Linked DNA regions of Homo sapiens: region 2 is linked to region 1. The links are chromatin loops, found by intact Hi-C in ENCODE. Cell type or tissue: PC-3. All regions are shown on one strand. Links, peaks and the distances in the headings refer to the core of each region. The heading gives the core; the rest is flanking DNA.

The links. Hi-C counts contacts between places; a loop is a spot of excess contacts. Peaks named below come from ENCODE experiments on the same cell type or tissue, not always from the same donor. Only the 100,000 strongest peaks of a DNase experiment are listed, where the experiment ranks them.
Region 2: a loop joins it to region 1, with 4 times the contacts of the local background. A loop is called at or near these places in 1 of 110 quality-filtered maps.

The regions. Positions count from the first base shown.
Region 1 is chr5:109,891,789-109,907,356 of GRCh38, reverse strand. No RefSeq gene overlaps it. Among named protein-coding and RNA genes, the nearest start is that of LINC01848, 16 kb to the right of the region's middle. In PC-3, for the core only: a CTCF peak has its summit at 6,312; DNase peaks (open chromatin) are centred at 5,576 and 6,196; H3K4me3 peaks cover 506 bases; H3K27ac peaks cover 1,657 bases.
Region 2 is chr5:109,821,023-109,836,590 of GRCh38, reverse strand. It overlaps MAN2A1 (mannosidase alpha class 2A member 1), which reads right to left. Exons shown (of 22, transcript NM_002372.4): 16 at 12,754-12,868. Among named protein-coding and RNA genes, the nearest start is that of LINC01848, 54 kb to the left of the region's middle. RefSeq lists silencers at 1-263, 3,629-3,876. In PC-3, for the core only: no CTCF peak of the experiment used is centred there; DNase peaks (open chromatin) are centred at 9,980 and 10,940; H3K4me3 peaks cover 915 bases; H3K27ac peaks cover 2,104 bases.

The DNA.
Region 1 (15,568 bases), core at 5,244-7,743:
CTCACTGATTCCTGGCCCTGACCCTACAAGGATTCACAACAAATTCCATCCTGTCACAGATTGCAGCATGGGGATGGTTAACAGAAGATACACACTGCATCAAGGTCAATGTAGAAGACTCCAACCCATCACCAAGTGGCTCCATGTTTTCTGCTGTGATGGTATCTTGTCCACGCTCATGCCAGCCTCTCTCTACGCATCAAACCCACTGCTACTTTTCTTCTAGCCCATTCTTCTCACTCTAGATGCTACTTTTGGGCCCCTTAGCTCTTCACTTCCAAATTTTCTCTCAACCTTCTTCTCTTTGTACCTCACAGCTCTCATTTGAAACTTGCTGCATATTTTCCCAGCTGAATATGTTAATCACATTCATCTTTTCCTCCTCTGCTGTAGACAACCCTGTGGGCTAAATAAGTCATATTATTTCTTTCACTTTTTCACATACTGGAAAATTAAGACAGCATAGTCAAGTGACTTGTCTCAAGTCACAGCTAATATCAGGTTCGGAGCCAGCACTCATACCCTGAGCCCTATCCATAGTTCCTCCTGATTTTCTACACAACACATGCATCAGTGACACACAATGGACACAGGCTTTGCTATTGACTCCCCTATTATTCCAGGAAGGTGCTACATACCTAAATATACTTATTTTACATGCTGTAAAAAATCAACTTTCTAACTTTCCTTTTTACAAGAATTGTGTCTTGGATGTTATTTTAAATGATTAAAAGCAAAAGACAAGTATAGTCAACAGTAATTTATTGTACTTTTAAAAATAACTAAAAGAGTATAATTGGTATGTTTGTAACCCAAAGCAATGATAAATGCTTGAGGTGATGGATACTCCATTTACCCTGAGGTGATTATTACATATTGTATGCCTATATCAAAATAACTCAAGTGCCTCATAAATAATACATCTACTATGTACCCATAAAATTTAAAAATACTTATTTTTAAAAAAACAAAGGAACAGTTTCTTGCAAAGTTAAATCACTTTTTTCCCTTTGCATTTAGACCAAATATATTTTGCTATGCAGAAATGCCTAAGTAAATTATGTGATAACTGAAAAGTAGTTTAATAGAATTTACATTTGATTTTTTAAAAATCCATTAAGCTAAGGATTTATAAAGACATTTTTTCTTCTGCTCAATACTTGCCTGAACAAAACACCCACCCAGCCAAAATCAAACAAAAAGCTTCTTTTGTCTTCATGAACTGATGTCACTTGAGTTGTACTACTTTAGAATCCACAGGACTAGAGTGAAAAAACAAGCAACTGGAATGTGAACAACATCAGGGAGATGTGACTCACATACCTGCTTACTGGCTATTAGACCTCTTTAAATTTCCCACACAATATGAACTACGGTCTGCTTCAATTTCCACACTGTATTTTAAGAGTTTTTGCTTCAATACTCTAGTATAATTTCTAAAAACACAAGGCTTCACAGCTATGGCCAACTGCTTATCCCAGGCAAATTAAATTAAGCCCCTGGCATGCAACTTAAAGTTTGTTTCGCCTAATTAAGCAGCTAATGGGTATGGATGAATCTGAGGTGCAGATAAAAATATGGTTTTCAAAGAGCCTTTCTGATTACCATGCTCTGAAATGAGCAAAGAAAAATATTTATGCAGCCATTTTTATAATCATGCTCAAATCCATTCGTTAAGCTCCTGGGAAGATTTCAGAAAACTCTGTCCTATCTTTCCATGAGGTGACCTGCTCATTGCTAAAGAAGGTTAAAATCCTTCACCAGCGATTTTCTGTATTGTGTCAACACCCAGTCATCTTTAATATGACTTGTGGAAAAATAACCTCTTCCTATTGCCAACATGTGTCTTCACTCAAGGACTGTGTGGGTCTCTATTCCAATGAAGCACCATTCTAATAAAGTGCCTCATCTAATAAATGGCCCTGGTGCTGCTGTGCCACTGCAACAACTGTTAGTGGGATGGAGGAGAGAAGAAACAAATAAATAGTTGGGGAGGAGTCTCTGAGACATCAACATTCTGGAACGTGTATTATTTCCCTATCATTTTGCTGTGTTTTCATGTATTAAATGTCAGAGAAGATGGCCCTCTTTCCCAGTGAATCTCCTTTTCATTGCATCTTTTTAAAGTAAGCTTTCATTAACAACAAAGCAAATACATGTGTTATTTTCCAAAACTTACAATCATAAAATAAACTTCATGCCATGTTAAAGTCAGTTAAACACTGGGGCTCGGTGGCTCACTCCTGTAATCCCAGCACTTTGGGAGGCAAAGGTGGTCAGATCACTTGAGGCCAGGAGTTTGGGACCAGCCTGGCCAACCAGCCAAAATCCTGTCTCTACTAAAAATACAAAAATCAGCCAGGTGAGGTGGTGCATGCCTGTAATCCCAGCTACTCGGGAGGCTGAGGCACGAGAATCACTTGAACCCAGGTGGTAGAGATTGCAGTGAGCCAAGATCACGCCATTGCATTACAGCCTGGATGACAGAGAAAAAAAAAAAAGTCAGTTAAACAAAATTTTGAAGACAACTATTTTAAATGACAGCTATCATTGTGACAGATTTATCTCAAATTCTATCCATTCCATCCATTGTCCTTGTAAACATGGGCATTTTGGGGGAGGGGGGTTCTGTGTGTTTTTCTTTTTCTTTTAGTTTTGATTTTCTTCTTAGATCTCTTACCCATTTGTAATAAGAGAGTGAAGAAATACCATGGATATAGACGAAAAAAACCCAAGGCCACAGCAAATGTTCCAGAGGCATCTGAAAACTGAAGTCAGGTTACTGTGTGGATAATTCTCAAGCAAATGGATGCCTTTATGGTTACTTCATTTGGTCCACAGGTGAACTTGTCACATCACATTTACGGCAAAAAATCCTTTATGTTTCAGGTATTTCCTGAACCTTAAGTGAGTTTCTATTAGACATGTTCTGTTTCCAAGTAATCTGTTTTCCACCCCTGTGTCCAGGAAATGATTATCAGAAAGGAAGAGAGAAAAACGACATCATAATGTAATCTGGCCCCTCTTTTGCTGGGCTAGGAACACAGCATCTGGCAGAGACTTTCAAGTGTCAGATACTACTTTATCCATCTATTTCTGAAGTTCATTTAATAAATAATGGAGACTGATATGAAAAGGCTTCTAGTTCTACCAATGGAAATCCCTCACCCTGGCTATGAAACAAACTTTAAAAAAGAAATTGTGACTTTTCTGATGTTAGTTTGCTTCAGATGAAACTTGTTCTTATTCCTAGCTTGAAGAAGAAAATTTCACCCTTTGCCCCTTTAAGACTGTATAACTTTTCTTCCCACAAACTAACAGTATCTCCACAAGGCACTACTGTCCAGGTTGAGATGAAGGTTCCAGTTGCATTCTCTTCTGGGCGCACGTCATTTTGTTTGCTGTTCACTTATCACATCAAAATGCATAGCAAGTACCAGCTTCCCGTCAGATAACACATATACATGAGCTATATGCACTCATGTGTATACACATATAACTCAATCTAACTTTCCCCTTTCTATAAATTCAAATTATGTTCCCTGATGTGGTCCATCCTGGAGGTCACGCACAGAGCTCTTACCTGAAATGGAAGGGAAGATAGGAAGGAACCTAACACATATTTAGCATCTACTATATGTATATAAAATTAAGACATATATTATCCTATTTTATCCTCACAACAACCCTGTCAGGTATACATTATTACTTCTATAGATGAAACAAAATAAACTCAGAATGGTAATAGTCACTCATGTTTGAGTGTCCTGGCCAAGAAAGACACCTTCCTCTTTCCCAAGTCTTTATTGTAATCTCACCTATGCACATATATCCAGGACTAATTCTCAATCGGAGGAAATTTCTAAAAGGGCCAGCAAAAAGGAGCACTGCTCAGTCTTCATGCTCACAGCAGTTTCCTCCTTGAAAGTTTCCATGGCAGGGCCATCAACTGGGGCCAGGAGCAGTGGAGGAGCACCTGGAGGTGGAGATCTTTTCTTCCAGCCTGTCAGGGCTCTGCTCAGATGCCATCCATCTCACAGGCCCAGGGAGTGTTTAATGAAGCCGATTTGGATCAGTGGGGATTGGTGTTTAGGCTGTTCTCCAAGACTCCTAAAATGGCCGGGAAATGTGCCCATTTTTGGCTTGCTGTTGTTTTATTTTTAAATAATCTTCTTCAACAACTTTTTAGGTGCCTGTTCTATTGAAAGCTCTTTCAATTATTCAAATCAAGTCAATCAGGATTATTGAGCACCTATTCTGTGCCAGGAACAGCTGGAGTATACAAAAATCTGTAAGATGCTACTCCAGGAACTTAAGAAGGATGAAATAAAGTCACCAATAATGCCAAGGGGTTGAATACAAGAGCTATAAAGAAGTCATAGGTAAAGAACTACGAGAATTCAGACAAAGGAGACATCCTTTCTTGTTGGGAAAAATCAGAAGAGACATCATGGATAGGAAACAAGCATTAGACAGACCTTTAGGAATTCATTCACTTGGTCATTCAGTCAACAAATACACAGTGAATATTTACTATGTACCACGCATTTGTTAAGAATCGGATATACCAGAGGGATATAATCCCTGCCTTCAAGGCATTGGCATTCTAGCAATGAGAAAGTAAACAACTAATTATAGCATGTATGGATATTAAGAATTGAATGACCAGGATGAACTGATAGTATTAAGAGGGGTAGGAGGTATATGGTATCAGTGGGGGTGGGGGAGGTGCTTCAGAAAAGTGGTCAAGAAAGATCTTGCAAGGGAAATGATTTTTATTGAAGACCTAAAGACTAAAGAGGAGTCAGCCATTTGCATAGCAAGGGTAAGAATATTCATGAGACTGAAAGCAGAACGTAAACATTTCCTAAAATGAAAAATAATTTGGTGCTCTCAAGAAAGTCTCAAAAGGTCACTGTGTTCAGAGAATAGGAGCAATAGGCAGGCTAGCTTGCGACAAAGTTGGACAAGCAGGTGGGGTTCAGGTCTTGCAAGGCAGTTAGTTATGAGTGGAAGTCTTGATTTTCTCCTAAAAACAGCAGGAATTTTGACAGGTTTTATTCTGGGAAGTGGCATGAGGCCAGTCTGCAATTAGGAAAGAGAAGTCAAGTCAGAGTACCAAGTGGAGAATGGGGTGGATCTGGGAGGTGAATTAGAAAACTATAACATTGCTCCATTTGTGACAATGTGTTTTACACAAGGGTGAAGCTGGGAGACATAAATGTAGACAAATTCAAGATACATTTTGGAGGAAGAAACAATAAGAATTTACTAGACTGAGGTGAAGCAGGGCATTTACATAGATAAAGCAGCATAAACAGAAATTCAGAGGAGATAAATGGTAGGTCTGTGTGGGCTTCAGTGAGACAAGACCAGTGTAACTCTTTCTTGCAACAGAGCCCTGGGCCATAGAATAGCATTATTCATCTTTGAATGTGGAACTAGACCCTGTTTCCACTCCTTAATTCCAGCTTTAATTCCCCTTCCCCTGCTCCTGGTCTCCATCCATGACTCATTACAATAAAAAAAAGTACAGGTTGTAAGACTTCACAGATACCTAAGCAAACAGTGAAGCCAACATTCTCCAAAATGTATTCTGCGTGTCACTTGTTATATGAGATGCTTCTTGAGAAAAAAAAAAGTTGGAGAGCTTTGTGGTCAAATAAGTTTAAAAGATGATTTTCATTTTCTTTTTCTGGAGAGTGACAAAAATATTAACATGTAAACACTCTGAGATGTCCTTCAGTAAAGAAACTTACTTATCTTTGTTTAATGGTTAACCCACCTTTTTCCCAAACAAATAGGACCTTAGGCACCTTAGTCCATAGACCAACCCCAGGAATCCTGTGGAATCACTGACTTGGCCCACAGGACAAGTTACATAATTACCCAGTGCAAAATGAAAATGATGAGCCTTTTGCTTAAAAATCATTAAGAAATTCAAGACAGTGACAGCAAAGCACTAAGCCAAGTGTGGGGCTGTTCTACATGAGGGCTCCTCTGGGACTGCACAGAGCTTGCATGACCATGAAGTCAGCCTTGTAGTACCTCAAGTTACAGAGGAGGAAACAACCCAGAGAAGTAAAGTGGCCTCCCATGATCTCACATTAGGTAAACATTGACACCGGATCTTCACCCTGTGCCTTCTGACCACTTATAGCATACCAACTTGGCTTCTATAAGATGAACCAGATAATTTGGGGGATGGGCCATTTGTGACTGATGCCTCAGTCAGGCGCAACGGCATCATCTTTGGTTTTGCTCCTGCTATGGCAGGCACCAACCCTAAGGGGCAACCTCTGGCATGACTTGCCTCTAGCTTGTCTTCAAGCTAATTTCATTGCTTTTTCCTGTCATCACTCTGGTTTATTGTCACCAGTCACTGAACTTAATCACTACCCTAACAACAGTTCTGGGGATAATGTGTGTCTTCAAGAAATATTGTGAACTGCCTAATTAGAGATGAGTCAGAAAGTAAGGCTAGAGGAAGGGAGAAGACCATGATTATCTAATTCTCACTCTGAGAGAAGAAACTAAGTACCTTTGTCCCTGACTTACAATGGTTCAACTTCCTATTTTTGGCTTTACAGTAGTATGAAAGGCATATGCATTCAGTAAACACCATGTTTTTCATTTTTAATTTTGCTCTTTTCCGATGCTAGAGATATGCAGTGGGATACTCTCTTGAGGTGCTGGACAGCGGCAGTGAAATGCAGCTCCCAGTCAGGCACATGATGACAGTGTGCTGTGTTGCCAGCAATTTTTGGATATCCTGTTTCCGCATCCATCATGTCTACAAAATGCCCATCTGTGTCTCCTGCTTCTGGTGAGAAGAAGAGGAAGGCAATTACTCTTGAGATGAAACTCAAGATAATTGCCCAGCATGAAGGCAGCAGGCCAGTAATGGCCATCACACGTGAGTTGGGACATTCACAGTCCGCAATCATGACTTATCCTTTACATGAGTTTTTAACTTCCAATATTTTCAACTTCCAACAAATTTATCAGGACATAACCCCATTGTAAGTCAAGTAGCATCTGTATTTCCTATCCATATTCCATAAACCATTAACACAGGGTTGTATACATAGTGGGTGCACAAAAAAAGCGTCTCTTCTCCCTTAAAGGTAGGGAAGCTATAGAAATCCATGTGGAATCAGAATGAGGAAATGGTGGGGAAATACTTATGCTCTGTGAAACTATAAGGTGGATGATGCTGAGTTCTCCAAGAGTAAAATAAGGAAGGGCTTCAAAGCAGAGGATAAGAATGAGCTTTGGAATAGGCCACACATGTATTTCAAGGATAGGAAGGAGATGTGGGTAGACAGAACACAGGGACTTCAAAGACACAGCAAGAGGACATGGAGAGTGTAGAGGGTTTCTACTGTCTGGCCTTCTGTATTACTCAAGGTTCTCCAGAGAAACAAAACCAAAAGGTTATATGCATATATAGAAAGGGATTTATTGTAAGAAATTAGTCTGCATGATTAGGGCGACGGACAAGCCCCAAGGTCTGCAGGGTGAGAAAGCACACTGGAAGCCCAGCAGAGCAGATGGTGAAGCACCAGTCTGAGTCAGAAGGACTAAGAACCAGGAGAACCAATGGTGTAAATTCCAGCCTAAATGCATGCTGGCTCTAGACCCAGGAAGAGCTGGTATTTTGTTTTATTTATTTATTTATTTTGAGACAGAGTCTCACTCTGTCGCCCAAGCTGGAGTGCAATGGGGCGATCCTGGCTCACTGCAACCTCCACCTCCCTGGCTCAAGCAACTCTCCAACCTCAGCCTCTTGAGTAATTTGGACTACAGGCATGCACCACCACACCTGGCTAATTTACTTGTATTTTAGGAGAGACAGGGTTTCACCATGTTGCCCAGGGTGATTTCGAACTCTCAAGCTCAGGCAATCTGCCTGCCTCAACCGCCTAAAGTGCTGGAATTACAGGCGTGAGCCACCGTGCCCAGCCAAGAGCTCGTATTTTAGTTTGAGTCCAAGGGCAGAAAAAAGCCAGCGTCCCAGTTCAAATGCAGTCAGGCAGAAAGAATTCTCTGTTAGTTAGAGGAGGGTCAGCCTTTTTGTTCCATGCAGGCCTTCAACTATGTGTGACGCCCACACACATCAGGGAGGGCAATCTACTTGACTCAGTCTACCGATTTAAATGTGACTCTCTTCCAAAAACACCCTTAGAATAATGTTTGACCAAATATCTGTTCAAACACTGACCCAGTCAAGTTGACACATAAAATGAACCTCACATCTGCCCAACATCATTCCTTCTTATTTCTGCTCCATGATTCAATTTTCCTTTGGGGAGCCACCCCTTGCCTATGAGCAGTCTATGTGGGTGGGCTAGGGCTGACTCCAATTCTGAATTTCTAAGAATAGACATTGAGAGTATTCCAATGCCCTGAATAGAGTTACTGAGTTTGAGAGAGGCCAATGAGTCTCAGATCCTGGGACTTTGGCTGTAAACTGTTTGAAAAAAGGAAAATAAAATGAAAAGAGATGTTTTCTGCCAGGGTTGTTATGCTGAAAATGCTGGGCTCACTATGTGGAGAGGACTTACTTATGAATGACGCCAGCACAGAGGAACAGAAGTGAGAGAGAGCCCTGATGACACGGTTTGATTTGAGCCCCTGCTCAACTTTTCCTGGAGGTTTCAGTTGCATGAGTTACACAAGTTAGTTACATGAGTTTCATTTCATACTTAAGCTGGCTTAAGGTAGGTCCTTGTCTTTTATAAGCAATGAATTTTGACAGATGCTATGAGCACATTATGCTCAGAAAATAAGCCAACGGAATGGGCCTGCCTTATCTAAGGAGCTGTGAGCGAGCAGCCGGCAGCTCTGCTTTCTGAGTGGTCCTTTTGAACAAAGTTACAGCATCGCTAAAGGCAGATGAGTGAGCTTGACTTAGCTCCCGAGGCTGATGGTAAATCTATCAACTCCTAATGTCACACTATTAACTGGAATGATTCTAGCCCTGAAATCCCAACACGTTCACAATAAAAATCATCTTGTGCTATCTAATATGAGCGTAGACAGTGTACTGTCAGGACTGGGATTGGGGACAGTAAGCAGAGAGGTTAAAATCCATTTCTATTGCTCTGAGGGATGGGAACAGAATTTGGGACCAGGATGGTGCCAGGAATAAGTTAGAAGCATGGAATATGAAGGCAGAGGCACCAACATGTTAGTGCTAACTTCAAACAAATCCATGTGGAATCCTAGATAACTTCCTTTTCCCTCCCTCTTTCCCATCTCTCAGTTTGCTTTTTCTTCCCCCTTTCCCCCCACAATTTTGAACCCTCTCCTGTTCCAAGCACTGTGCCAGACACAAGGGCTATGAAAACAGGCATCAAAGAAGGTTACAGGCTGGGGCTGGGAGGGTCACGTTGGTGGGGACAGAGCAAAGCATGCATGACTATTGTAGCACAACGCAGTCAGTGTTGGATAGTGACACAAGATGCTTTGGAAGCACAGTGAGAGAGACTCACCTGCCAACTGCAGGGATATAATCAAGGCTGCTTACCACCACTTTTGGGTTTCAATACCAGGCGAGTGGGACTTCAAAAAATAATAATTTTAAAAAATTACTCTAAGGATAAACTTGGAATCTTGTAACTGGTCACATTTTTTTTTCTTTGTTTTGATCACATCTAGAAACAATATATGATCTATTCTAAAGTAACTTTAGTTCCTTATGGAAATGATTTCATATGTTAACCTCACTCCTAAATTAATCTTAATTCTTACAAATGTTTTCATTTATTTTTATTCCACTGTACAATGCACATTTCTGTAAAATATTTCAAATTTGGAGGTAATGAAAGGTAAATAAGTAAATCATGTACTTATATATCTTAGTAACTTTTCAATTACTTAAAACAAGTAAGTTTTTTTAATGATCATTAAAGCATAGGTAGTAACTCTTTTATAGTAACCCTATGATCCTTGCTTAAATGAATAAAGTAGTATGTACTGGTTCATGAAAGTACAAATATCAATAGGACAGAACAAATATCCAAGAAACCAACACTAGTATATATAATGATTTAGTGTAAGATAAATGTAATATCACAGCTTAATAGGGAAAAGGATGACTCTTCAATAAATAGTGCAGGGATAATTAGATCACTATTTAGTGGGAAAAAAGTAACCTCAAGCAAATAAAACTTCTGATGGCTTAAAGAGTGAAATGTTTAAAATTCGCCTCAAATAAATGAAGAGAAATATATTTAATATTTATCAGATCCTTAGATGTGGAGTGACTTTTAAGGAATTACCCAATATAATAATCAAAATAGAACAAAATATGTTTATTTTTTATTTTATATGTTTTCTATATTTATTTTTATTTTTATTCCTATTGATTCCTAGGGCTAGCCCAGTCACTGGGCTCCTTATCATTAGATAAGTAATGGCAATATGCATGAACATATATAGGCAGACACACTTAGATTTAGTAATTTTGCTTCTCAAAATTTACCTAAAGGAAATAATCAGAGATTTGTCTAAAGATTGATAAAGATTCTCACTAAAGTTTAATTATTTAGAGAGGACATTTACAAATGTTTGACTTTTTAGGTATCCCAAGACTTTTTTTATATTTTACACAAAAATACACGCAAATATCCCCTAACATTTGAATACATTCTATTTCTTATATTGGATGATAAAGTTGCAGGTAGTGATGGATACCGGCACATACGCATATGCATTTATTTTAAAAAGAATACAATCAGCTCACACTCTTCTATAATTTATTTTTAATTTAAGTATATATTTATACTCATCCATCAATTTTTTATTGCATATCTACTAAGGGGAAGGAATACAGTGGTAAGTAAAAACAGTTGAACTCTACTATTGTGGGGTTTATGATGTAACAAGGAAGGAAGACATTACAGAAATAAGTCAACTAATATTAATGTAGACTCTCAAACGAAGTTAAGTGCTAAGGTTTGGATATTTGTTCCCCCAAACCTCACATGGAAATTTGATCCCCAGGGTTGGGTACAGGGTCACATGGGATGTGTTTTGGTCACGGGGTGGATCCCTCATGAATGGCTTGGTGCTATCGTCAAGGTAGTGAGTGAGTTCTCACTCTATTAGTTCCCAGGATAGCCAATTGTTAAGAAAAGCCTGGCGCCTTCTCGCTCTCTCCCTTGCTTCCTTTCTTACCATGTGATCTCTGCACATGGCAGCTTTACTTTGCCTTCAACCATAAGTGGAAGCAGCCTGAAGCTCTCACCAGAGTAGATGCTGGCACTACACTTCTTGTACAGCCTGCAGAACCATAGGCCAAATGAACCTCTTTTCTTTATAAATTATGCAGCCTCAGGTATTCCTTTATAGCAACACAAATGGACTAAGACAATCATCCCAAGGGATAAAAAGGTTGTCTTATGAGGTCATATGACAAATGAAACTGATCCCAAGTGTGGGGAGTTAGGAAGGCTTCCCTAAAGAAATTAAATCTGAAATATGAGTAGAACTTAAGTGAAAGTAGAGAGATGGAAAAGAACGTTCAAAAGACAGGAAATGGCCATCGCAAATACTCTGTGTTAGGAAAGAGAAGGCACATTCAGAAACTGGAAATGACTGGTATGACTTGGTCATAAAAAATGAGGAGAGAGAGTAAGAGAGGAAGCTTGAGGAAGACGTAGCATCTAGGCATGAAGAGCCTTGGTCATTACGCTGAGGATTTTGGTCTTTATTCTTTATCCCAAGCCCAGTGGATGTGTTAAAATCCAATTGAAACTTTGAATGGATTCCTCAGGAGAAGATGGCAATTAAGCACAGAGCATTACTTAGACAAGAGATGATGGTAACTTGGGCTAAAATGGTGATTGCATCAATCTTATAAATGAAACAGATTTTTTTGGAGGTGATACCAACAATGCTTTTAGTATGGATATGGGGATGATGTAAGGGAAAGGAACATTGCCTAAGTTTTATTCCTGTGCAACTGAATGAATAGAAGGTGGTACCATTCATCACAGTAAGAACAATGGAAAAGTACCAGTCTAAGGGAAGATCATGGATTCAGTCCTGATCATGTTCAAGTGAGAAACTTTTATTTCAAGTAGTTAAATGTATAAGTCTGGGCTAAATATTATATTTACATAATAATAGTAACTGAAGCTTTGAACTTGGTTGAGATTAAGAAAAAAGTATGACATGAGAAAAAGATAGACTCTAAGAGAAGAATGTCAACATGTAATTTCTGGGTAGAAGGAGAAGAGCCTGCAAAAGATACAGAACAAAATGGCCATTGAGGTAGGTGAAAAGCCTAGTGAGTTTTAAAATGTATCCGTTGCATATAGCATTATTGAGCTTATTACTGACTATAGCAAGGGCTGTTTCAGTGAGACAATTGGGGCAAAGTCATATGGAGTGAATTGGAAAAAAGACCAGGAAATAAAGAAATAAAAATGGTGAATATGGACAATTCTTTGAAGAGGTTTAGCTATTGTGCTAATCAACTTTTGCTGTGATAATAAACATCTTCAGGATCCTTGTAGTTTAGAGCAACAAACATTTGTTTCAGTGGACCAGCTATAGTTCTGCTGGGTTTGACTGGGCTCCACTCAACTATGCATGTATTTCCATTCTGGGATCCAAGCTGAAGGAGAAGCTACTGAGATATTCTGTGCTCATAGTGGAGGATAAAAATATGAGAGAAACCAAGTCATGGTATTTAAAGCTTCTGCTAATACATGAAAATGTGGCCTTGGCCAAAGCAAACGGCCAAGCCCAAAGTCCAGGTCACAGCAAAATTTAATTAAATAATTCCATAGCATTGCACATTTCAGTGTTTCCAATTTTTTCATTTCTAAATATCTTCAGTAAAGATGTATGTATAAGGAAGATGATTGCAGCATTGACTGTAAAAATAACAAAACCTCAAACTACCTATGAATAAATGCTCACCTACAACAGAGAGACACATATTCCTCCTTCAGTAGGCACAAAAGAAAGGACCATAACATGATGGTAAGGAATATGTAATTCTATTACACAGTAGGTAAGAAAAATATTCCAATCTATCATAGCTATGAAAGGTAGAAGAAAAATAAGGAGATAATCTATAGGGAGATGAGGGGTCTAGGGAGCTTTTTTATTCCCCCTTCATTTTTTAATATAGGAAAGATTTAGACATATTTAATATCATTAGGAAGAATCGAGTAGAAAGGAAGCAAACAACTTGCTGGAAAAAAAGAAGAAAAACTGATAGCATAACTTTCTTGAACCTGTAGAAAGCTATAGTTGTTAAAGCACAGGTCTGGCCTAAGATATCCAAGGGATATACGTCTGTGTGTTAAGAGGGGTTAACACATAGATATACGTGTGTGTGTGTGTGTGTGTGTGTGTGTGATGAAGGGTTGTGTGTATTGTACACCTTTTCCTAGTAAAACACATGTTGATTTATTTCATTTATTAAACAAGTGCATATATATTAATTTAGCTTAATTTTAACCATTCTGTGGTAGGTAAGCATTTAGGTGGTTTAAACTTTTGTTACTTTTACAATCAATGCTAGAATGAACTTCCTCATTATACATATCTTTACTGAAGATACTTATAAATGAAAAAATTGTAAAAATTTAAATGTACAATGCTATGGAATTATTTAATTAAATTTTGGTATTCCACTTAATAAAATGCTATGTGATATGGTTTGGCTGTGTCCCCACCCAAATCTCATCTTGAATTGTAGCTCCCACAATTCCCACATGTCATGGGAGGAACCCAGTGGGAGGTGATTAAATTATGGGGGTGGGTCTTTCTTGCACTGTTCTCATGATAGTGAATGAGTCTCACGAGATCTGATGGTAAAATGGGAGTTTCCCTGCACAAGCTCCCTCTTTGCCTGCTGCCATCCATGTAAGACATGACTTGCTCCTCCTCTTTGCCTTCCGCCATGATTGTGAGGCTTCCCCAGCCACATGGAACTGTAAATCCATTAAACACTTTCCCTGTATAAATTACTTAGTCTTGGATATGTCTTTATCAGCAGTGTGAAAATGGACTAATACACTAAGTATCCATTTAAAATCATTTTGTACAAGACTATTGAATGACATATACTGCAGGTCATCAAGCAACTTAAACAATGTGATAATATCTATAATATATATATACAGTTGACCCTTGAATAACACAGATTTGAACTATATGATCCACTTATATGCAACTTATATGTGGTTTTTCTTTCACCTCCACGACCCCTGAGACAGCAAGACCAATTCCTCCTCTTCCTCCTTTTTCTCAGCTTACTCAGTGTGGAGATGATGAGGATGAAAATGTTCATTACAATCCAATTCCATTTAATGAATGGAGAATATAGTTTCTCTTTTTAATGACTTTCTTAATAATATTTTCTTTTCTCTAGCTTGTTTTATTGTAAGAATACAGTATATAAGATATATAACCTAGAAAATATGTGTTAATCTGCTTATGTTATCAGTAAGGCTTCTGGTCAACAGTAGGCTATTGGTAGTCATCTTCTGGGGGAATAAAGAGTTACACACAGATTTTTCAACTATGCAGGGGGTTGATGTCCTAAACCCTGCATTGTTCAAGAATCAACTGTATATACATATATATATATATATATATATATATATATATATATATATACACATACACACACACACACACACACACACACACACACACACAGACACACATATATGTATACACAGAGTACACAGAAAGAGAGAAATTAGATAGTACACAAATATGTGTAATACATGTAGTTGATCCTGGATAGGTTGATTTTTGCTTTTCTAGGCTTTTCTGGATATCCACTCTTTTTCAATGGCCTTATAATACTTTTGTAATTGGGGGAAAAGTGAATGTTAAAAATGTGTTGCTCTTCACCAGATCACAGTAGTGCAGAGCAAAGCAGCACAGCAGAGAGGTTGAGAGAACCAGCCCTGAAAGCACCCCAGTGCAACCTTGACACTGGCCGTTACTGCAGGTATGCCCTCAGGCCAAGTACTTCTTCTCTGCCTCAAGGTCCTCATCTCTAGTATAGAAACAATAATTATTCCATCAGGTTTAGTCAATATTAAAGGGAAATAACAGGTTAAAAATACTAAGCTCAGTAAACTGGCTATAGTTAGTGCTTTAAAAATCTGAACTTTTGGCCAGGCATGGTGGCTCATACCTGTAATCCCAGCACTTTGGGAGGCCAAGGTGGGCAGATCACGAGGTCAAGAGATCGAGACCATCCTGGCCAACATGGTGAAACCCCATCTCTACTAAAAATACAAAAATTAGCTGGGAGTGGTGGCATGCGCCTGTAGTCCCAGCTACTTGGAAGGCTGGGACAGGAGAATCACTTGAACCTGGCAGGCAGAACTTGCAGTGAGCCAAGATCACGCCACTGCACTCCAGCCTGGTGACGGAGTGAGACTCCCTCTAAAAAAAATAAAAAATAAAAATAAACTGAACTTTTTTTAAAAAAAAAGATACTATCTTTTTTTATCACGGAAATTATCAGTGTTGGAAAGAGTGAGGTGAAACAGGTGCTTTAATATACTATGATGGAAGTGCA
Region 2 (15,568 bases), core at 8,653-11,152, 74 kb after region 1:
GTTTTAGCACCACTCTCAAAATGATGTTGCTCTTCTCAGAGCCTTCCCCCACTGGGTGGATCAGGAGAGAGAGAACAGAAAACAAAAGGCATCACCCTTTTAACTGTTGCTTAGCACCAGTCTAAGGAAACCAAAAAGCGTGCTCCCTCGTGTGGGGAGAGAAAAACTGGAGGGCATGCCGGTGCGGTGGCTCATGCCTGTAATTCCAGTACTTTGGGAGGCCGAGGTGGGTGGATCATGTGAAGTCAGGATTTGAGACCAGCCTGCCCAACATAGCGAAACACTGTCTTTACTAAAAAAAAACCCCACAAAAATTAGCCAGGTGTGGTGGTGGGCACCTGTAATCCCAGCTACTTCAGAGGCTAAGGCAGGAGAATCACTTGAACCTAGGAGGCAGAGGTTGCAGCAAGCCAAGATCGCGCCACTGCACTCCAGCCTGGGGCAACAGAGTGGGACTCCATCGCAAAAATAATAATAACAATAATTATTATTATTGTTATTATTAAAAGAAAAACTGGAGGGCAAGCCCGACACACGCCATGCCTGAAATATGAGGTAAAAGAAACATCCATGAGGGTGTAAGGACTCCAAAAAATGCAAATGGAAACCCTGGAGTCATAGCTCTGAGCAACAACTAATGACGGCCTTTGGAAAATCCCAGGCTTTTACTTCCTCTGTACCACCAACTCTCTCAGATCCTTCAACAATTTATCTGAAGCCGCCTAATTCAACCCTGAATTGCAGAATCTCAGAGTTAGCTCAACCCTCTCCACCTCTCCAGATCATTTTATTCTAGCTATTTTGAAATGCAAAGTATACTTTTCCAAGGAATATACTCATAAACCATACACCACTCTCACCACACTCAACCAGTTATAGGAGTGAGAGGCAACAACTTGGGAAAAACGACAAAAAAGAACCTCACTCATATCCCAGCAAAGTCCAGTATCTTATCAGTGGCACCTAATGTGATTAGGACAACTCATTAGATCAAGAGGGACAATAGCAAATGGCCCACGGTCACCTAGGAAAAAGACAAGTGATGGCGAGAATCCTAAGCGGCATATTTAAGTCTGCAAATAAAAGTTTAACTGAAATTTAACATAGCTATCAAATCACATAAAATAAATCTCCAAAACACCCATCTAAGATTCAAAGAAATGTCTGAGTGTCTTAAAAATACTGGCTCTCAGGCAAAGGGAACCTTGTTATCTATCTAATTGTTGCTCTCATCTCCTTTCCTCCAATCTGTGTCTGAGCAGAGAGGATGACAGAATCATCATTTTGTTGCAGAAGTAGGATAATAATAGCTATCAGAAAAAACTAGGGCTTCTGATTTTGAATATTCCCTCTTCAATATGGGAAACATTTTGTTTTGTATTTTAATCATCAAAAATATAAAAATACCTTTGCTATTATGCACTTACTTTAGTGATGTTTTTGTAAACTTTATCCAACTTAGCTTAAAGCTCAAGCTTATGGTTATTAATTAACATATACTGCTTAATTCGATAAGTATGCTTATATGAAATTCTCACAACAATGACAAACTGAGTAAGTCAACATCTAAATGTTTCTAAAAAGAAAATATTATCGTGACCATATTTAAAAAAAAAACTGTACTTATATCTGAAAGTACCAAAATAAAAATGGTAATAATTCCCACTACTGGATGATCTTTTTTTCCATGTTGACTCACTCAATTTACCATTCATTATAAGATCTAATTTATCGTCTGAGTCACTGCCGATTTCTGGGTCTGTAAATGTTCATATTGATTATTTCTCCACAAGTGAAAATGTTAACATCTGCTTTCATGAATACAAATTTTAGTAAATTTCATTCCAAGTCACAAATTTAAGAAAATGATGATATACTGCTTTGTGCCATTCATAAAACACTACTAGATAAACAGCTACTATTACTTACCAATAACTTATGAGTTAGGCACTAGTGTACCTACTTTATGCCTTTCATTTCAATAATTCTCATGAAAATGTCAAAAACTAAATCTGTAATAGGAAAGGTATGGCATTTTGATCATATGAATTGCAAATGTTGGGTAAAGATTATACCAATAAACTATGATATACTTGAAGAAGACATAATAAATGAAAAACATAAAACAAAACTGAAAGGCTTTTTGGTTTTTTTTTTAAAGTACTAATGTTATGAAACAACAGAATTTTTTGGAAGCTCTGTTTTGGAGGGATCATAATACCGACATCAGTTTTAACCTCAAAATAGATAAAATAAATAAGGTCTAACTAAAACACTCCCCTACGAGGTGAATAAAATACCTCACAACACCGGAGTTTTTTGGTGCCTTCCCCGTGTCCCAGGCTTGGGCTGGTCTAGGACAGAGGAGAGAAGTTGGCTGAACTAATCATGATATTTGATCTGCACATCTGTGGCACTGGCAGTTACTCTGAACTTACCTACTTCCTGTTTTCCCAAACATGCTCCTTTCTAAGGCACCTTTAGGCAGGAAAAGATTCCTCATAATGACCTGCCTCCATGACAGATGTTTCTTTTCCACCACTCTATTTCTTCTCCCAACTTATAAAAAAAATAAAACAAGCAGCAGCATATCTCTCACCTTCTTTAGTGGGTACTGAACAAAAACAGTTCAACATATTGGTGTCTGACTGGACTTTAATGACTAAGCAACAAATATTTCTGCAAAACACATGGTTTCCAATTGCTTGCTTTCACCAAAATTGAAAGCATACCTAATCAGGTTGTCAGGCAGTAGATCTTTAAAAATAATTGATTAAAATTAATGTTTGACGATAGATCAGTCTGTGGCTTATGGCATCTAACTCAGGAGTTCAAAGTACTGAATGATATTCCTATAAGAAAACTCCTTCAATCCCTCTCCCCCTCCCCCTCCCCCTCCCCACAGTCTCCCTCTCCCTCTCCCTCTCTCTCCACCGTCTCCCTCTGATGCCGAGCAGAGGCCGGACTGTAGTGCTGCCATCTCGGCTCACTGCAACCTCCATGCCTGATTCTCCTGCTTCAGCCTGCCGAGTGCCTGGGATTGCAGGCGCACGCCTCCACGCCTGACTGGTTTTCGGATTTTTTTGGTGGAGACGGGGTTTTGCCGTGTTGGCCGGGCTGGTCTCCAGCTCCTAACCACGAGTGATCTGCTAGCCTCGGCCTCCTGAGGTGCCGGGATTGCAGATGGAGTCTCGCTCACTCAGTGCTCAATGTTGCCCAGGCTGGAGTGCAGTGGCGTGATCTCGGCTCGCTACAACCTCCACCTCCCAGCCGCCTGCCTTGGCCTCCCAAAGTGCCGAGATTGCAGCCTCTGCCCGGCCGCCACCCTGTCTGGGAAGCGAGGAGCGTCTCTGCCTGGCCGCCCATCGTCTGGGATGTGAGGAGCCCCTCTGCCCGGCCGCCCAGTCTGGGAAGTGAGGAGCGTCTCTTCCCAGCCGCCATCCCCTCTGGGAAGTGAGGAGCGTCTCTGCCCGGCCACCCATCGTCTGAGATATGGGGAGCGCCTCTGCCCCGCCACCCATCGTCTGAGATGTGGGGAGCGCCTCTGCCCTGCCGCCCCATCTGGGATGTGAGGAGCGCCTCTGCCCGGCCGTGACCCCATCTGGGAACTGAGGAGTGTCTGTGCCCGACCGCCACCCCGTCTGGGAGGTGAGGAGCGTCTCTGCCCTGCCGCCCCATCTGAGAAGTGAGGAGCCCCTCCGCCCGGCAGCCGCCCCGTCTGGGAAGTGAGGAGCCCCTCCGCCCGGCAGCCGCCCCCTCCAGGAGGTGGGGGACAGCCCCCACCCAGCCAGCCGCCCCGTCCGGGAGGGAGGTGGGGGGCAGCCCCGGCCCGGCCAGCCGCCCCATCCGGGAGGGAAGTGGGGGGGCCCCTCTGCCCGGCCGCCACCCTGTCTGGGAGGTGTACCTAGCAGCTCATTGAGAACGGGCCATGATGACGATGGCGGTTTTGTCGAGTGGAAGGGGGGGACGTGTGGGGAAAGGAAAGAGAAATCAGATTGTTGCTGTGTCTGTGTAGAAAGAAGTAGACATGGGAGACTCCATTTTGTGCTGTACTAAGAAAAATTCTTCTGCCTTGGGATGCTGTTAATCTATGGCCTTACCCCCAACCCCTTGCTCTCTGAAACATGTGCTGTGTCCACTCAGGGTTAAATGGATTAAGGGCGGTGCAGGATGTGGTTTGTTAAACAGATGCTTGAAGGCAGCATGCTCGTTAAGAGTCATCACCACTCCCTAATCTCAAGTACCCAGGGACACAAAAACTGCAGAAGGCAGCAGGGTCCTCTGCCTAGGAAAACCAGAGACCCTTGTTCACATGTTTATCTGCTGACCTTCCCTCCACTATTGTCCTATGACCCTGCCAAATCCCCCTCTCCGAGAAACACCCAAGAATGATCAATAAATACTAAAAAAAAAAAAAAAAAAAAAAAAAGAAAACTCCTTCCATTACCAGCTACTTATTTATGTGAACAACTTTCCTTTGCACTGATATTTATATAAATAAAAATTAAGAATAAAATCATATATCATTCTAGCAATGAGTGACATTCATCAATGGATACATTATCCATTAGGAATTAAAAAGGTACAACCCACTGAGAAAAATGTTTTCATTAAAATTTATAAAATAAAATTATTAAAATAGGAACATATTTATGTTTTTTGACCAACTGCATACAAATAATAATTTTTATATCTCAATCCAGAAGAAATAAAATACTTAGAGCCTTATAACAGACTTTTAAAACTGTATACATAAATACACACACACACACACACACACACACATGATTTTTGTTTTAGAGAAGTAATGAAAGACTGACCAATAACAAGGCTCTGAACCACAAAAATACTACATTAAGATAACATTCTGTGGAGAAATAGAATGTAATTATAAGGAGAAAATAATGATGTGAAGTTTCCGACAGTTAAAGAAAAAGCTAGTGCAGGCTTTTAAAAAACACATGATTTAGTACCACTGCCCATTGGATATGCTTATTTTTAAAAGTCACCATGTACAATACACCAAAATAACATCCTTTGCAATTATTTAAATGTATAAAGAAAAACTTCAAGTCAATTAAAAAATATATAAGGGACAAAGAGTTCTTCAAATCCTTATAGTGGGGTTCTAAACAACCTTATTTCACACATTGTGATATTCTTTTCCTCCTTTCTGCCTTTCATGTGACATTCTCTAAGACCTAGCCTCTCAGTGACTCACTTCCTTCATTAAATCCTCCCCAATTCCCCCAATCCTTAATGACCATGCTTTGTCTTATAATAGTAAACTATCTAACCCATCTGGCTCACTCACTCTTGTAAGTAGATACAACACTCACTATGGGTAAGGTTCCTTGTATATTTACTCGGTGAATACTCCAAACATCCTCTGAAGCTGATTTTACTACTGTCAACATTTCAGGATGATAAAACCAAAGCCAGGTTGGCAGTAACCTGTGCAAGGTCAAACAGCTGCTAAGTGGCAGACCTAGGATGGGCCTGGGAATAAAACACAAGAGAACTGGCTCTGGAGTCTCAACTCTGAGCCATTACATATCTCCTGTGTTTCCCCCATCCCTGTGCCCTTCACCTGAGTTCAGTGCAACCCACCTTTGTAGGGGATGATGCTTCTTTGCTAAGGAGTTATGGCTTCAACAATCAGCTGCTCTCAAACAGCCCCAAAGATAACCTCTGAGTTCTGAATCTGTGTAACCAGAATGTGCTTGCAGTCCCTTAAAATAACCTTCTCTTTCATGCCTGTAGGGAATGATCAGATTCGTCACATAGCTACTTATTTCAATTTTTAAAAGTTCCAATTAACAGGGAAAAAAATCCTTAGCAGTCAATTGCATATTATGATATTCCAAAAATGTTTTAATTACCTAAGCCTGCCTAGCTATAACTTACTTAATGCTTTTTACTTTTAAATCAAACTAAATATGGAATATAGCTATGGAAAAAAATGAGAGATTGATTGCAAACCATCTTAATGTCTTCATGAATCTTTTTATGAAAATAAAAAGAACTTCAGTGAAGCTCTGAGACCTTGTTTACAAGTGGGGCAGACTCCAGGGATGGAAGCCCCAGATTCAGGCATTCTTAGAAGATGAATTTAATCACTTCTTGGCCTTTTGGCTAAGACCAAGTGTAGAAGATGAATTTAGAAGCAGGGAGTCAGGCACAAGAGATTTTATGTGAAACTAAGTTGTATGAAGACTCTTTGACAGTTATACCTAATTGAACATCTACCTTTTTTATAGATTAAGAAACTGAGTCCCTAAGAAATTAAAGGACAAACCCATACTCCTCTAGTTTGCTTAGAGGCAAAACTAAGGATTTGGATCTCCAAATCCCAATGTGATTCCCTTATAAGAGGGGTCTTCAAAAGTTTCATGGAAAATGCATATCATGAAAAAACTATGCATGGATTTCATCAAAATAAACTCATACTTACTTATTGTAACATGTCTGAACAGGATCTAGTTTGAGCACTAAGAAGGGTGAGACTTGGATTTGATAAGAGCCCCTATCAGAGCAATATAAATTATGCTAAAATTTAAACAAGAACAAACATCAAATTTATGGTGAAGCTTAGGTGGAAGTATGGTGAAATCACTGATGCTTTATGAAAAGTTTATGGAGACAATGGTCCAAGAAAATCAGCACTTTACAAAACAGATAAATTGTTTTAAGAAGGGATGGGACAATGTAGAAGACGAAGACTACACCAATTTTCAAGAAAAAAATTAAGTTTGCTCCTGCTCTAACTGAAGAGAACTAACAATTAGCAGCTTATACAATTCTGACTGAAAAATTAAAGTTGAGGAAACTTTCCACTCAATGGGTGCCAAAACCATTGCGTCCAGATCAGCTGCAGACAAGAGCAGGGCTTTCAATGGAAATTTTAAATAAGTGGGATCAAGATCCTGAAACATTTCTTTGAAGAATTGTAACAGGAGATGGAATACAGCTTTACCAGTATGATTCTGAAGACAAAGTACAATCAAAACAATGGCTACCAAGAGGTGGAAATGGTCCAATCAAAGCAAAAGAAGACTGGCCAAGAGTAAAAGTCATGGCAACAGCTTTTTGGGATGCTCAAGGCATTTGGTGTGTTGACTTTCTGGAGGCCCAAAGAACAGTAATATCTGCTTGTTATGAGAATGTTTTGAGAACATTAGCCAAAGCCTTAGCAGAAAAACACCCAGGAAAGTTTCATCAGAGTTCTTCTCCACCATAATGCTCCTGCTCATTCCTCTCATTAAACAAGGGCAATTTTGTGACAGTTTGAATGGAAAATCATTAGGCAGTCACTTACAGTGCTAATTTGGCTCCTCCTGACTTCTTTTTGTTTCCTAATCTTAAAAAAATATTTAATGGGCACTCATTTTACTTAATAATATAAGTAGACTGAAATGACATGGTTAAATTTCCAGGACCCTCTGTTCCTTAGGGATGGACTGAGTAGCTGGATTCATTGCTTACAAAAGCGTCATGAACTTGATGAAGCTTATGTTGAGAAATAGTTTATATTTTTAATTTTTATCTTTTAATTCCATTTGTCCACAAACTTTTTGAAGTCCCCTAATATGTTTAACTAGATGAAGCTCATTTTGATTCTCTAAAAGCCAAGAGTCAGGTTATAAATCCACTTATGTTTATATATTCAAAATTGCTCAGAGAAAAACTAAGCAACTCTGTTCGATTGCTAAATATGCAAGAAAATCAGTCATTTCAGTCAAAGGAAAGTCTTTCCTTCCATACTTTTTGATGTCAGTTCATTACATTTTACCTCCAGGCTGCTTGTTTTCTTTGAGTAAGATCCATTACATATAATACTTTATAATATGTTGGTGGAAAACAGGGCAGAAGTATTGCATTTAAGATGTTTCCCCTAAGGGTTAAAACATGGTTTACACACACATACATACTAACTCGCTAACAAACACCTGCCTAGGAGAACACAGTCCTTGCGCCAATGAAATGTACACGACATACTCGTTACCCACAGTGACCTAATTCTTCAAAGTAGCTGTTGATATCAGAAACTAGGACACTAAAGTCCAATAATTACAGCTCTGAAGACAAATAAGGCCACAGTTAACAATGTCACTTATTGGTATTATATTATTGCAAGGTATGTACTTTCCTTGTAGGTGCAGTATTAAATAAAACACAAGAGGATACAGGAGCTTCTGTTTGTATTATATTCTATCTTCTAATTACAGATTAACCAAAAAAGCTAAAGTAGCAGCCTATATGGTAATGTTTAAAGCTTCAATTAAATGAAAGATGATTATACTGCAAGAAAAATTAATTCCCACCTCCCTCAACTTTTCCCCCAGAAGAGTGTTATTTTCTACAAATGAAATAAATTGCATTTCATTAAATTATGGGTGCTATAAAATGGATTTATTAAACCTGACATGGGCAAAACAATATATTTCATTAGAAATTTTTTTTCTTTTTTTCTTTTTTTTTTTTTTGAGACAGAGTCTCGCTCTGTTGCCCAGGTTGGAGTACAGTGGCGCTATTTCGGCTCATTGCAACCTCCGCCTCCTGCGTTGAAGCGATTCTCCTGCCTCAGTCTCCCGAATAGCTGGGATTACAGGCACGTGCCACCAAACCCAGCTAACTTTTTGTATTTTTAGTAGAGACGGGGTTTCTTTCACCTTGTTAGCCAGGATGGTCTTGATCTCCTGACCTTGTGATCCGCCTGCCTTGGCCTCCCAAAGTGCTGGAATTACAGGTGTGAGCCACCGTGCCACGCCTTCATTAGAAATTCTGAACTGCTCTGATCTTGTAGAGCTTTTAAGGCTAGTGAGCACAAGATTTCTTCTAATTTAGTATTTTTAGAAACCTTTTGAATGCGATGTCTGAACGATAATGAAAAGGAAAACAGAGTGTTCTTTTATTAGTTTAAAAGATGTTAAGAAAGAGAGAGCCCTTCAACTGCACTTCTGATCATTTTCAGAATCTGGAGAGAATGCAGATAGAGAAACAAAAGTTAAATACCAAACCAAAAACAAAAGTAGGTTGAACTATACGGCCTCTCAACTCTGTTTCAAAATCATTAAGGACCAAAAAGTTTATATAATTTTGGAAATGTTGCTTGTCGTTCTTGATTTTGTTTTCTCCTGAAGCTTAATTTGGGCAATAGTTACTTTGGGGAGAAAAGGGTCAAAGAACAACTAAAGTAGAGACTGAGAAATGTAAGAATATTTTGTCAGGTATGCGTTAGTTTAGTTTTTAAATTGGATTTGTAAGGTTTAACAAAAATAGACACCCAACAAAGACAATCTTTAATACTAACTCATTTTCTGTTTCTTTATTCCTTGTTGCTGAGATTACAAAATCTTTTGTATAATTAACTGGTTTAGTAACCTAATACAATTACAGTATGTAATCATAAAACATTAATAGTCTCTCTCCCCAAACCCTCATTTCTTCCTGGATTGAAAATCTGGTACTAACAACAAATAGGCTCTATTCATTAATACTCATGCAAATAACTGCATCTGGTTGGTTTAAGGGGGACAAAAGTAGCATATATCCAAAACTAGTTTAGTAAATTAAATTCAAGAATAAATATTTTTTGTTATTTTATGCAATACTAGCTAAAAGCCAATCTACAACAGCATGGAAGTTGGCTGACGTTTCCTTTGCATCTAAAATGAAAAGCCACATTTTGTCTATGCATTTTGATCAATCATCCAGGTGTCTGATTTACAGGAGGCCAAAGTTTAGAATGTTAAACAACTTTCCAGTATTTCTTAATAAGGAAGACTTGGCACTAAATAACAGATCCCTGAAGACTGATCACCCTTTCAGGCAGCGTGAACGCTGATAGAGCCAAATACCCTGAAGACTTCGTATATCTATCATGGGCCTTGATTAGTGATTTCATTAAAACCACAATCAGCCAGGATTGAGACAACCCGAGTGTTCAGGCAATGGTATGTGAAAAACAGGAGAGACAGGTGAGTCATGAAGATTACTAAGGAAAGACTCTCTCCACAACCGGGCTTATCTTTTCCCAGAGGGAGATTTGTTAAGAGGAGCTCAAATACAAACACGGGAAGGTATATAGTTTGGAAGAAAGCATTTCAGGTGATTCTGGTATCTCTATTTCCTACCAACTGCTTTCATGTTGAAAAAAAAAATGATCCGGACTAGAATGAAAAAAGATTTACAGGTTACGTCCAGTTTATATATGACGGCTTCTCATTTAATCCAGGCAACTACTGTAAAACTCATCAGTGAGGCGCTCTAAGTTTGCATTACACTTATTTATCCATCATTTATTATTTTTTTCATATGCCCGAGAACACCAAGGAAGAGAAGACAAATAATCTAGAAAGGAAACACATGAAAAAAGAAAATCAAGCCAGGTGCAGTGGCTCATGCCTATAATACCAGCACTTTGGGAAGACAAGGCGGGTGGATTACCTGAGGTCAAGAGTTCGAGACCAGCCTGACCAACATGGCGAAACCCCATCCCTACTAAAAATAGAAAAATTAGCCAGGCGTGGTGGTGTACACCTGTAGTCCCAGCTACCTAGGAAGCTGAGGCAGGAGAATCCTTGAACCAGTGGGGCAGAGGCTGCAGTGAGCCGAGATCGCTCCACTGCACTCCAGCCTGGGCGATAGAGCGAGACTCTGTCAAAAAAAAAAAAAAAAAAAAAAAAAAGGAAGGAAAGAAAGAAAGAAAACTAAAGAATAAAAAAGAGAAAAGAGGCAGAGGCAAGACCAGCAAATAGAAATGGGCTACATTGAGAGCCCCTTTGGAAGGCCAGGAGCCAGTCAAACCTCAGTGGCCCGGGCTCCTGCTTAACACTATTAGCCACTGGACAGTTCACTGCCCAGAGGGAAACAGGAAGAGAGGGGGAAAGGAAAAATGACAAGCATTTAGTTCTGATGAGTGTAGTTTGCTCAAATAAGTAAATAGGCAAGTCAGAGCCTATTAATTTCCAAGTCAAGCACTAAGCTACAGCCACTAGCAGCAGAACAGGGCCATCTAGTCTACACAAACTGCCCTATGATGTGAGAACTAGAGGTCCTGGATAATCCAAGGAAAACCCAGAAGATACAGTGACATAATTAAATAAAAGCAAAAGCAATTATGCAAATATACCTGATTGAGAAGTTGGAATTTTAGGAAGAGTTGCTACAGCATTTCCTCTGAGACATAGCCCATCTCTAAATATAACTGATGAAAAACAATGGTAAATCAAACCTGATGACACAAGTTTGTGCCAAAGTGTGTGCCATGTTGTACTCCAGGAAAAACTTTTCCACTAAAAAACAATAGTTTAAAGCAAACTTAAAAATAGATCAGCATATCTTCTGTGGGGTAATGCTATAAAGTTGAAGATGTAACTTAGAGCTCTCAGGGGTATTAAATAATGGCTTACACAAGAGTACAAACAGATGATCAAAAACAGTTTCTGACTTACCAGAAGTTTTGAGAAACTCAATAGAAGATTATTTCAGAACTACAGGTTTTCCTGTAGGTAGCAAAGTGATCACAGATAACTTCAGAAGTCACATTTAGGACACAAAATTAGTGTCTAGCATTATTTTTCCCACCTGCCAGAGAACTTTTACTTCTTGATTCATCCTATGAATCATGGGTTATTCTGAAAAACCTATCATATTATTACCTAAAGAAGTTGCATGAGAAAGTTTGTCCATACCTGAAATTCTAACAAAAAGCAAATACTAATGAAATTTGAAGTTAATAAAAAAGTTAAATAAAAGCAAAATTAAATTTAACTATGAAATCAGAAAATTGAACTTCTGTGATTTAAGAGATTCCCTGAACATAGTATCCCTTTGCTTTCCCACAATACCTAAAAAGGAAACCGTGCCTACCTATACATTTATCTTTAGTTTGTGAAATCCTTTATTTTTTACCTGTATGAAGATTCAGGGAAATAGTATTTTTTCTTTTCTAATTTGTTCAACTTAGCTAACAGCAAAGATAAATTTAAATGGCATTTTTATGAGGTCTTTTTCTAAGAGTGTTGATAATATGGTAAATACCCTGGTTATTAGGATTAAATCTGTAGTTGGAAAAGCACACCATTCTACAAACAATGAATTCTAAATCAACCAACCTAAATGTGCAAGTCTTTGGAAACCACAGCTCCACTCAGACCCCATGGAATCAGTTCCATTGCCCAGGGTTAAGTTCTCAAAAGGATCAAAAGCCTATTTCCTATCACTTGGGTTCATAAAGATGCTGCTCAATACTGTTCTAAAAATGATAAACAATTGCTAGGTTTTATACTCTACTGGGTAAAGAGCTGTAAACAAATAGAACCAGCTTAGAACATTTTTCTCTTAAAGTTACATTCCAGTGATACAGGCTATATTTAAGGAAGCAGGCCCCATATATGTGTGTGGTCTATTAACTGAAAGTCGTATTTAATATAATTTCCATTTCATAAAATCAAAACACTGTATTGTTTTCAGGTGTTAAAAATAAAGTTACCAGTTAATGAGCTCAAGACCAATATGGCAACAATTAAGAGAAGATATACAGAGGAACATGTATATGTAGGGATTGAAACGTTTTACCATTTTTTATTATCAAAGGGTAAGTTTCATATTTTAAATCATATTAAAAATGTCAAGTTTAGAAAAACATCATCTACAAAAACCAACTGTTAATTTAAGAATGGCATAAGAAAAGCAAGAATTCAAAAACCATAATACATATGTTTCATAACTGCATTCCTATTTTCTTACCCTGTATGTGGTATAGTCGGACTCTATGAGTAACATGGTCAAAAAAGCAAGTCACTTCCGAATAAATCCTTCCATGTGTCACTCTGACAAAGGGCGGTGTTGTGTAAACATAAGGCTGAAAAGAAAATAATATATTTAAGAAAAATATTTTGGCTTCCAAACTTTTAAAAGAATATGTTTATTATGGTTTCAAAAATAGAAAATACGTATCACCTGATATTTGCAATTTTAAGTGTAAACCAGATCTTACAAGGTAACAAAATATGCATGTGATAAAAACTGAACGTGTTTTTTATTTTTAAAAATGCTGAAAATAGGAAATAAAAATGTTTACAACTTCACTGGTCTAGAAAGCATTCCTCCCAGCTATACAAATTTCTAACTAAAATCCTTCTATTTGTCCATATAGTTACTTATTAGAAACAGCAATCATTCTACAGAAGTTACATTTTCCCAGGTAAATAATTATTATAACCATGGTCCCAGCCCCCTAATGTTCAGGGTTTGGGACAGGTGGCAAGGATGACTACAGGGAGTCATCTAAGCAAACTGAAAGCAGGATTCAGAAACATAGTTTAATCATAGCTCGGTTTACTAAACTATAAAACATTCTGTCCTTTTACTTGAAAGAACTAGCTGAATATAAATTCACAAACTTGAAAAAACTACTTGGAAACCACTAGTTTAGTTTTTATTTAAATTTTAAAAAATGGTAATAAAGCACATAACTTATGTGACATGGAAGCAAATTTAAAACATTTATGAGTAATTATATTTTTAAAGTATTAGATACCTTAGCTCAACAATAGCATAGAAAGTTAGGCTTGCAATATGAACTACTTAAACAGTGTAAGATTTTCGGCCAGGCGCCGTGGCTCACGCCTTGTAACCCTAGCACTTTGGGAGGCCGAGGTGGGCGGATCACAAGGTCAGGAGATCGAGACCATCCTGGCTAACATGGTGAAACCCCGTCTCTACTAAAAAGACAAAAAATTAGCCAGACTTGGTGGCGGGTGCCTGTAGTCCCAGCTACTCGGGAGGCTGAGGCAGGAAAATGGCGTGAACCCAGGAGGCGGAGCTTGCAGTGAGCTGAGATCGCGCCACTGCATTCCAGCCTGGGTGAAAGTGCAAGACTCCGTCTCCAAAAAAAAAAAATTTTTTTTTCAGAATTGTGTAATTTTCTTCCAAATTTACCTCTTTGGCTAGGGAAAATTTTCTGGAGTTATTAAAATGCTTAATGGTTTACAAATTTCTTGTACCTAATTACCAAATAGCTAGAAAGTGAGGGAGGGGATGAGAACCTGGGATGATGAGTTCTGGGCTCTTGCCTTTTTCTGATGCACTAGACTGCCTCTTTCCCTGATGTTTTTTATTTTCTCTCTGTAAAAATGACAATTGTTTTATCTTTCTATCTGACATTAGAGCTATTTAAAGATAAAATGGTTTTAAATAAATTAGTTATTGGTATCTACGCATGAAATTCTATAGCACAACTACTTTTTTAAGTATAAATACAGTCAATCAAAATAAAATGTCCAATGACAAAAGCTGGTGAATGAGAAAACACTGAAACAGCTCATATTTGGGACTCACTGCCCATCCTGGAATGCCTCATATGAGTTGTAGTTTGTCTTTAATTCTTCACTGACTTAAAAAAAAAAAAAAAGAAAAACCCCAAACAGCCAAAAAAAAAACCAAAAACAAAAACAAACAAAAAACCTAGAGTCCTTACTGTAGCCTACACAATCCCTTAAAATCCAGTATTGGATTTTAGTTAGCAGGTTTCATAACTTGTGGAACAAAAGTAACTTTTTCAGGAGATAGGTCCCTAGCTAACAAGACAATAATTAGGATAACATTTCACTGATCTTGAGGTATAGAAAACCTATAAAGGTATAAAAGCAAAGGAAGAAACTCTACAGAAAAAAAAGAAATGACTACACAAAAATTTAAAACCACTATAAATGAGAAATACAATAAAATAATTAACAAACTAAATGACACAATAAGAAAAATTTTACAACATATAGGGAAAAGGATTAATTTTACCACATATAGAGTGCTCAGAGATCATCAGGACACACCAACAGAAAAACAGTCAAAGAATAGAAATAGGAAAATCACAAAAGAAATATGAAAGATAAATGAAGGTACAAAAACGTTCAACCTTACTAGTAACCACAAAAATCTTAACAGAAAAATATTTTTCTACTAACTTACTATTATAGGCAAAGCTTGTAATATGGCCAATTCTCAGTGCTTGGAGTGGGATTTTAGAGTTAATCTCAAAAAATGCTGGTGGGATTGAACATTTACCTAGTCTTTCTAGAGGGAAGATAAGCAGTACACAGCAAAAGTCCTTAAAAGACTTCAGACACTGATACAAAATGACTCTTCTAGAAAGTTATTCTCAGCAATTAATCAGAATTGCATTGTAGCATTCTTTTTGAATGCTACAAAGAAAGCTTATTACAATGTTATGGTAGTGAAGAATCGGGAGAAAAAGAATATAAGCAACATCTTAAACACAACAGTATATATTAAAATTGGATTTTTAAAAAACATACCATCAGATTGTGAGCACTGTCACAAATGAAAAACAAAATATGTACATGCAATAAGTCAAGACTTGAGAACGGGGAGAAAAGGATATGCATAAAATAAAAGACAATAAGAAATACATCCAAATGTTGGCAATGGTTTTCATGGGATTGTGCACCTGTTGGTAAATTTTAATGTTTTCTTTAGTTTCTGGCATTTTCAAAATGTGCCAGAGTTTGCGTATTACTACCTTTATAGTCAAGAGTGAGAAAGA